Linked DNA regions of Mus musculus: region 1 is linked to region 2. Evidence: chromatin contacts called from ENCODE Hi-C or POLR2A ChIA-PET data. All regions are on one chromosome and are shown on one strand. Each heading gives the region's core, a stretch centred on a gene start or an enhancer-like site at or near the end of the contact. The rest is flanking DNA. Distances are from core to core; before and after follow the strand shown. Region 1 holds the start of Ninj2 (ninjurin 2). Region 2 holds the start of Wnk1 (WNK lysine deficient protein kinase 1).

Region 1 (4,206 bases), core at 1,114-3,613, 55 kb after region 2:
TCACAGTGTAAGGCTGCTTTTTCCTCCTACAGAAGAAGTACGATGACCCCTGGCGCAGGGTCACCATGTGACCGAGAGATAAAACACTTTCCAAATCCTGCTTCTTGTTTCCTTCCACGTGATGCCTATGTGCTCCGGTAAGGTTCAGATCCAGGGCAAACCTGGCGACCCGAGCAGGTTCCTAACCAATCACAGCTGTTTCCTCTTACAGCCAATGAGCTCGTTACAAAGGAAATTTCTTTGGAAATTTATTCAGGTGCTTTTCTCTTTTGTATTTTCTTCTGGTTTCCCCTCTCCCCAGCCAGATGCATTTATGAAGTTAAAAGATAATGGAAATTGCCAAAACAGGAAGGCAAGGGGGGAGGAAATGGTTAATATTTTGTTTCTGATTCCCCAAATAAAAAGTTCTAGCTTTTAAAATTCTATAATAAACAAGAATAGCCATCTGCTGAATTAAAAAGAGAAGTTCTAGTAAGACTAGTTTCTTAAATATTATTTATTCTATAATTAAAACTTTTATTTTTCTTACTACTCCCAGCCCCCCACCCCCACCCGCTTGCCACAGCTTGGAGGAACTGCTTTGGCTGTCTATCAAGGGCCTAACGTGCATTGTCATGCTTGATTGGATCCTCTGACCCATCCACTTCACTGTTCCAAGACAATATTTTTGATGGGTTTTATCGCTAAAGAGGATTTTCAAGTTTCTCTATCTCTCCCTTTGAGTTATTATCCTAGAATTCCACAGAAGATGATGAGACAAAGACAAAAGAGCTGGGCTTCCCTTTGTCATCCTCAATTATGAGGGAAAGAAGGCAGAGGAAGGGAGAGCAGGCCTCGGGAGTGTGGAAGTGTCTCCTCTTTAAACTAAATGTGTGCTTTATGGAGATCCAGATTTCTGGGGTTCGAATCTTGGGTCAACCCTGAGCTCCTGCTTTGCCTCCTGGGCTTCAGTTTCTTCTGCTATAAAACAGTGGTAAGAATGGAAAGGAACTTCCAGAATGATTACGAAGAGCAGTGTATGCTAAGCACTGAGGATAGCGCCTATCAGACAGAATAGTGAACCTCTCCCACAGCCCTTATGTTGAAGATTTGGTCATCACCATGCTAATGGGAAGCAGTGGGGGTGGGTGGGAGCCAGCGGGAGGAAGCTAGGTTATTGGAGGGCCGGCTCTTGAAGGGGTATTAGAACCCTTCCTTCCCTCTCCCTTTTTCCATTTACTCCCTGCTGCCAGGAGGTGAACAGACTTCCTCTGTAACACATTCTTACATGATTTAGGCCTGCTGCTACCCACTCCAAAGAGCAGGGCCTGCCAACCAAGAACTGAAATCTCTGTACCCATGAACCAAAGGTGGATTGATTGTCCTAAGGATGTTGTCACGGTGACAGAAAGCTGACTGACACATATATAGCTGTGGGAGGTAGGGCATGATGGGTAATCTTGTTCACTTGACATAATTCTCAGGCATCATCTAACCCCACCCCCTCTCCTTTTCCCATGTGAGACTGGTAAGAATAAATGCCCAGCTCTGCCCTGCCCCATTCCCACCTCCCATTACCCTGAATGGAAATTCTCCCTGGCAGCCATCGTCTACCACACTCACAGACTCCCACCACAGCAGTTTGGATCTAAAACAGGTCTAGGAACAAGACAGAAGTGTTTTAGGTTCTAAGGTAAACAGAAGAAATAATCAGTTTCCAAAAAAAAAAAAAAAGTCTGACTGTCCTAGCTCTCTTTTATAAGTGAGGGGAATGCTGCTGGCCTGGTCAAGAGGATTTGAAGGTGCAGCGTCCCCTGTGCTCTCAAAGCTCTGTCCTGCTCAGAGAAGACGAAGGTACCAATTTGTATTACTGACCTTGTAGCTTTGCATCCTACCTGGTAAGCTACTCCCTCCTCTCTCCCTCTCTTAGGAACGGAGGGTACAAACAGAACGAGGGAGAGGAAGGGAGAAACCTCTGAACCTCATGTCTTGGGATTGGGCTGAAGCCATCCCACGATTGGTGACCTGACACCCTACTCTGAGCAACTAGTGTGCTGTGTGAAAACCCCGTTAGAGCTGTCCTCCGATTTCCTTGGTAAACATGCAGAATTATGTTTTCAGTAGCAAACCTAACTGCCTCAAAGCAGGCAGGCGCCAGTCACCTCAGATGGCCTGGCTGGGATTCGAGGGACAACTCAAAAGGCCACCTCTCAATATGCCACATGCGGGGCAGACACTCGCACACGTGTGCACCTCCCCCCAGGGGTTGAGGCCAAGCCAAGCATCCCACATCCACGGATGAATAGCTGGTCTGTCTTGCAGCAGCGCTTTCTCCCACCTCAGAAGAGCCATAAGCCCAGACTGCCCAGCTGAAAAATCCACGCAAACTGCAGACACTCGGAGGGTGGCGAGTGGCCCCAGGGCAGCAAGATGGAGTCAGACCGAGAAACCATCCACCTTCAAGTAAGTTCTGTGGGAAGCCAAGAGGGGTGGGGGGATCCTGGGAGCGGTTGTGAAGGTGGCATTGATAGCCATCCCAACCTCTACTCTCTCTCTCTTCCTCACCCCCTTCTCTGAACACACTGGCCTTTGCTCTTTAGTCCCATTTTGATACCCCTGGCTGGTTCCTCACATGTTGTTAGACGTGAAATTTCAATTCCTCTCAGCCTCTGCTTCCTCTAGTCAAAGAGCTAATAAGATCTGTGTTATCAGAAAATGATTTCATATTCTGTGCAGTGCTTTCCTCCAAGCCCTGGCACAGTGACTGCTACATGAGAGCTGCCCGGCTGGCTGTCCTCTTAGAGACAAGAAAATACAAAGCTGGGGTTTTAGAGAGAGTAAGAGAGGCAAGTGGCCAACTCTATATTTTTATAGGTTGGAAAAACCTAAACTTTTCTGAGACCTGAGTCTATAAGGCTCTCTTGTGTGGGACAGACAGTGTCTCATTCAGGCAACAGCAGCATGAAGTAGGCAACCACGTACTAGGAAGATAGTCAGGTGTCCTGCCCTTGGTGTTACAGGCCTGGAAGGCACTAGAAAAAATGGAAGGTTCTAGCAAGGGCAGAGAGCCAATCAGACAGAGTAGCATCAGCTGTAAATTGCATGTTAACTTTTCCAAGAGTCAGACAATTAAACGGCAGAAAAGGACTTTCTAAAAAATCCTTTTTAGATTTATTTTTGTGTTTATGAGTATTTTGCCTGTATCTGTATCTACGCCACATGCATGCCTGGTACCTGTGGAGATCGGAGGACAGTGCTGGGTTTTTAGGAACTGGAATTACTTATGGTCATGAACCACCACGTGGTTGCTGCGAACTGATGGAAATTGAACCCAGACCCTCTCTGCAAGAGCAACAAGTGCCCTGAACCACTGAGCCATCTTTCTAGCCCCCAGGAAAGGACTTTTAAGATCAAGAATGTTTGATACCAAAACATGATCTTTAGACTAAACACAAGCTCCCAAACTAGTATATGCTTGACCTGAGCTGGAGAGATTGGTCGGCTTCCTGCTCTTGTGGAAGATGTGTGAGTTTGCCATTTTGGACACTCAGGGCCTCCCACAGGCTCAGCACACACTCTGTCTCTCTGCTGCATCCTCTCTACTTTTGGAATGCATTTAGAGCAGGTTTAGGTTCATAGTACACTTAAAGGAACAGGGAACTCCCGAAAAAACCCTGCCCTTACACATGCAAAGTACATTCCCCAACTAGAACCTACCGTCCCTCCATCAAAGTGTCCACTGTGAGTCAGCACAAATCCACCCGTTTCCACCCCTACAGTACCACAGTTACTTCCCCCACCAACCCATTTACCCTTCCCAGGCCCTGACAATCACCAATCAGGTCTCTTCCAGGTTTACCTGTTCTAGTACCATCATATCATTGAGATTAAACAAATTAGACTTTTCAGTTTGGCTTCCCTCACTTAGCAACCTAAGATTTCGCCATGTCTTGACTGCTTATTTGTTTGTGTATGTATCTGGGGGAGTTCATATATGTATGTGGTTGCATGTGCACACATATGTGAGTGCGCAGAGAGGACTGAGGGCTGAGGACAATCTGTGATGTCATTTCTCTGGTGCTGCTCACTTTTTCTTTGGAACAGGGTCTCTTAATGGCTAGCCAGTTGGGACATGCCTCTTTCCATCTCCTCAATGCTGGGACTCTAAGCACACATCACCATGATAAGGTTTTGTTATTGTTCAAGTGAGTTCTGGGGATTGAACTC
Region 2 (4,365 bases), core at 100-2,599:
CACCACTGCAGGTACACTAGGTTGCGGGATAGAGAGAGGGAGGCCCGGCAGCTCCAACGCGGTGGCATTGGAGTCGCAGATGACGCTTCGGCGGAAGAATCGGTGCTCCGTGGGGGTGGTGGTGGCGGCCGCCCCACGACTGTCCTTGTCCATAGTGTGCCGGCGGCGCCGATATTCCTCCGTCCTGCCAACTCCCGAGTCGGCGACCGTAGCCCCCAGTTTCTCGCCCACGGAAGAATCGGAGCTTGAGCCATTCTTGGGGACGGGCGCCGGAGGCGTAAGGAAGCCCGGAGTGCCGCTTTGCTTCTCGGCGGCACCGTCAGACATGGTCGGTCCGATGGAGTGAAGAATGCGGGCTCGGATTTATGAATGAAAAGGGAAAAGGGTGACCCGGAGAAGCCACCAAGAAGTGCTGGGCAGCGCTCCTACGGCGGGCTCCGAACCACCGGACGACTCCCACTCAGCACTGACAAGGCGCCCCGAGGGCGACGCGGGACACTGAGTCCGGCTGCTGCGGCGGCTGCTGCTGCTGGCACCGAAGCTGCTGCGGCTCACGGGGCGGGCTCGTCGGCGGGCTAGGAGGGAGCGGAGCCACGGGGGTTAGCGCCGCACAGTCCGCATCCATCCTGCAGCGAGCGGAGGCCGGTAGGGCTGGGGCAGCAGAAGCGCCGCAGTCATGAGGAGCAGGGCGCGGAATTGGCTCCTGGGCGAGAGGATGCGACCCAAGTGAAGACGGCTAAGCTCCCTCCGCTGCCGCTGCCGCCGTCGCCGCCCGCCCGCCGAGCACGGCGGGATAGGCCCTGAGGGCGGAGGCACAGCGCGCGAGGGACGAGCCCCGACGCCGGGCGGTGGCAGCCCGGGGCACAGGAGTGGGAGGGGCCGCGCAGGGGAAGGAGGGCCGCGGCCCGGGTTCCCGGTCGCTCGCTCGCTCGCTCGCTCGCTCGGCCGCCGCCTCAGGCAGCACGCGCCCCGGAGAGGGGACCAGTCTCAGAGGGCGCCCATCACTAGATGCTGAGGGCCGAAGCCTCGAAGCCTCGAAGCCTGAGGAGCGGCCCCCCCCGTCCCCGAGGCCTCCCCGCCCGCCCCGGGCCTGGCGAACCTCTTCCCCTCTCTGGCCGGCGCCGGGGGCAGAGGAGGGAGGGAACTGTGGGGAGGGGAGGGCCGCTCACCGCGGGGCCCGGGCTCCGCTACTTCTCTGGCCAGGAGGAGAGGAGACCGAAAGAACTGGGAGGAGGGGGAGAGGGAGAGAAAAAGAGCAGTCACCCCACTAGGCGCCTTCTGTCAGCGAAGAAGGGAGTACGGAATAGCCGAGCAGAAGGAGCGCGTCCGCCCGGGAAAACTCTCCGCTTTAAATGGCGCCGATGTCTGAAGCCTCCACACAGCCCGCTTGGACCCCGCCCCCCGCCGCCCGGGGCGGCCCCGCCCACATCGCGCTCGGGGGGCTCTCGCGCAGGCGTGCCGAGCTCGAGGCACGATGGGATTTGTAGTTTCGCGGTGAAAACCGTGAAAGGAACCCGGGAGGAACGCGCCTACTACTTCCGTGATGCCCTGCGATTGCTCTAGCCTGGTGCCTCCTGGGAATTGTAGTTCCTTTTTTTGAAAACCGCCCCATCTGAAAGCCTGATGGGAGCGTCATCGTGGGTCGCTCAATTCCGTTCCAAACTCAGTGCTCGCTATCAAAATCATTATTTAGGAATCAATTGCAAAAGAAGAGAAGAAAGGAGAAGAAAAGAAAGGAGAGAATGAGAGACTTCCGTCATGTTCTGCTTAGATAGCTCGTAGAGCTGCCATGCAATGAAAAATGATGTTGTTCGTCTTTAATGGAGAGCCTCCTTAGTGTTGTGACTAGGGGTGTGGGAGTGGAGAAGGAGGTAAAGCTGAATAACCTGAGCCTGAATTCGAAGACTCCCAGAAAACTTTGTGAAGAGTGCACATACCATCACTGTTGATTAGATGGGTGAGGGTAAACAAAATATATTCCATCCTTCTCTTCTTCACAACAACTAAAGCCGCATGCTCATCTCCAGTTTCCAAACAAGTACTTTGGCTGCAAAGATGGGCTGCCTACTAAATAAAACCCAGGATCAGAGCGAACCTCTTTGCTTTGCCGGAAACTTAACGGGAACGGGAGGTGTAGGGGGCGGGGAGAGGCGGGTGACAAGCATGGGAGGAGGTCGAGTTCGAAGATATTCTACATCTTTAATCTTTGATTACAAACTTGAGAGGACATAGTTGACTTTTGCCTCTATATTTGAGTAAAAATTATTTTCCTTTTGTTTTCTTATACCCTGCCTCGGTGGCTCAGTAAAACATCCCCTTTCTGTACTACACTTGCATATGTACACATATGTAATTTATACCAAGGCGCGGATCTCCGGAAACCTAGATCCGTGCAGTTTACAGTAATGGAATTCTTCTCTTCAAAATATCTTTAGTGCTTCCTGGACCACCTTTGCTACTACGTAAGATTATAGTTGTGATGAGCACCAGGGGGCACCAGACAGAGTAGGAAACCAAATTTATGAGCCAGATGGCAGTTACAAGTCTTAACCCAACCGGTGAGAGCGGGAAGCGCTTAAACGTACGCAACCGCACCCGAGCGTGAATACGCTGCAGTCGCAGCCCAGGACTGGAGCGAGCTCTGAAGCGCGTTTTCCTTGTCCAAGACTATATGAGAGGATCTCTGAGTGATTTGGAAGCGGCTAAACGGAAGATTCCTTGACTCAGTGTATCTAGATAAACTTCGCATAGAGAAGTCTTGCTATACAATTAATATTAACTTATCAGAAACGTTTAAAAAGAAGTCAGCACGTTTCCTTTTTTTTTTTCTTGCCGAAATCTACCATGTAAGTTTTAGTGTTTGTTTGAACCCTATGGCTGTTAGATTTAATAAAGAAGGCAGGTTGTGAACAGTTTGAAATACAAGTGCAGAAGGGGCAGGAAGAATACTGAAATATTAGTGCTCTACTGTTTTAGAAAATCATTAGTTCACTTTATTAATGGTAAGTCTGTTTTAGTACATTTAATTAGTGGTTTATCTCCAGTGATAAATCTAATGTCAGCAAATGAAGAAGTAACTATGAAGTGCATTTTTCTTGTACTTCTTAAGACTGTTGATTATAATTTTCTCAAAGTTGCTTTACCAGAGAAAACTTTGTTTATAACACAAAGAAACTTAATTATACAGTGGTGGGTTTTTAAAAGACCAGTAAATCACAGTTTTTTTTTTATTTATTGTATGTTTGTTTCTATAAAAAGAAATTAGGATATTTCTGTCCAGGTGGTTCTGAAACAATTTTATCGTTGTTGCTTATTCTTATTTACTAAACCCTGCAACTTTGGTCACATGACAATGGGCACAACTTCCTTAATATATATAATATAGCCATGACCTGTCAACACATCATTTCAAGCAAGAATACCTAGTCATTATAAATAACCTACTAATCATTGACTTTAAAAACCACACTTATCCACATGACAACTTTTCCTACTTAGCTTTACTAGGAAAACAGATACAATGGTGAGTATCGTCGCTGTGTGGGACGGTTAGACTTAAAGGTTGAACTATAGTATGGAGATTTACTACGCTCACATGTTCATCTCTCTTTATAATGATTAAATCCGTACTAAGTTCCCTGTTATTCTTGACTATAATTCCAGATCATACTTTCCCTTTCTCTGGAGTTTGTTTTCAAGTTCTCTCCCGTCCACACAAACCAGCAAGAGACTAAATAGAAGTGTGTGGAACGGACAGCCAGGGTTATACAGAGAAACCCTGTCTTAAAAAAGCCAAGAAAGAAAGAAAGAAAGAAAGAAAGAAAGAAAGAAAGAAAGAAAGGAAGAAAGAAGTGTGTGGAAGAGCTTAGTATACACAAATGCACTCAGAATGAACATCTGAAGCACTGGCATTTGGGTGACCAAGAATGCAAATCTGTTTTTCTTCTTCAGTGTGTTGATTCATGCTTCTCTCTTCCCATTGATAACTTACAGGCAATAAAAGTCGGCAACAGCTTTAAGGTAGACAGTGGCTGAAATGAACTGAACACATACTTGATCTAGAGTATGGTACAGTTCCCGGTAGCTTCCTGGATGTGGCTTATGGAGGGCCTCTTTCCCTTTTTTTTTTTTTTTTTCTTTTTTCTTTTTTTTCCCTCCTTTTCCATGTTCCTTTGACTTGCGTGTGAATGAGTTTTGTTTCATTCCTGTCATTCCCAACTGTGCTTGGCCTTCTTTTAAGCTCTCGCTTGTGTTTACTGTTTTACAAAAGCTCACTATGTACAGGTTGAATGCTGGATAGTATGGATCTCAACTTCAAGTATGAATGTCAGTCAAGAAACCCCTCTGACTTCTTTATCTAGAAAT

The links. A loop is a pair of places that touch in the nucleus more often than their neighbours do. ChIA-PET counts read pairs that join two places held with the same protein, here RNA polymerase II (POLR2A).
Region 1: POLR2A ChIA-PET joins it to region 2 with 14 read pairs in embryonic stem cell. The contact joins the promoter of Ninj2 here to the promoter of Wnk1 in region 2. A Hi-C loop is called at or near these places in 10 of 37 maps with a recorded cell type or tissue (T-helper 1 cell, T-helper 17 cell, T-helper 2 cell and 3 more). POLR2A ChIA-PET finds 5 or more read pairs at or near these places in 3 of 5 experiments (all embryonic stem cell).

Annotation. Positions count from the first base shown.
Region 1 is chr6:120,091,017-120,095,222 of GRCm38, forward strand. It overlaps Ninj2 (ninjurin 2), which reads left to right and starts at 2,364. Exons shown (of 4, transcript NM_016718.2): 1 at 2,364-2,442. The coding sequence starts at 2,410.
Region 2 is chr6:120,037,306-120,041,670 of GRCm38, forward strand. It overlaps Wnk1 (WNK lysine deficient protein kinase 1), which reads right to left and starts at 1,350. Exons shown (of 28, transcript NM_001199084.1): 1 at 1-1,350. The coding sequence starts at 327.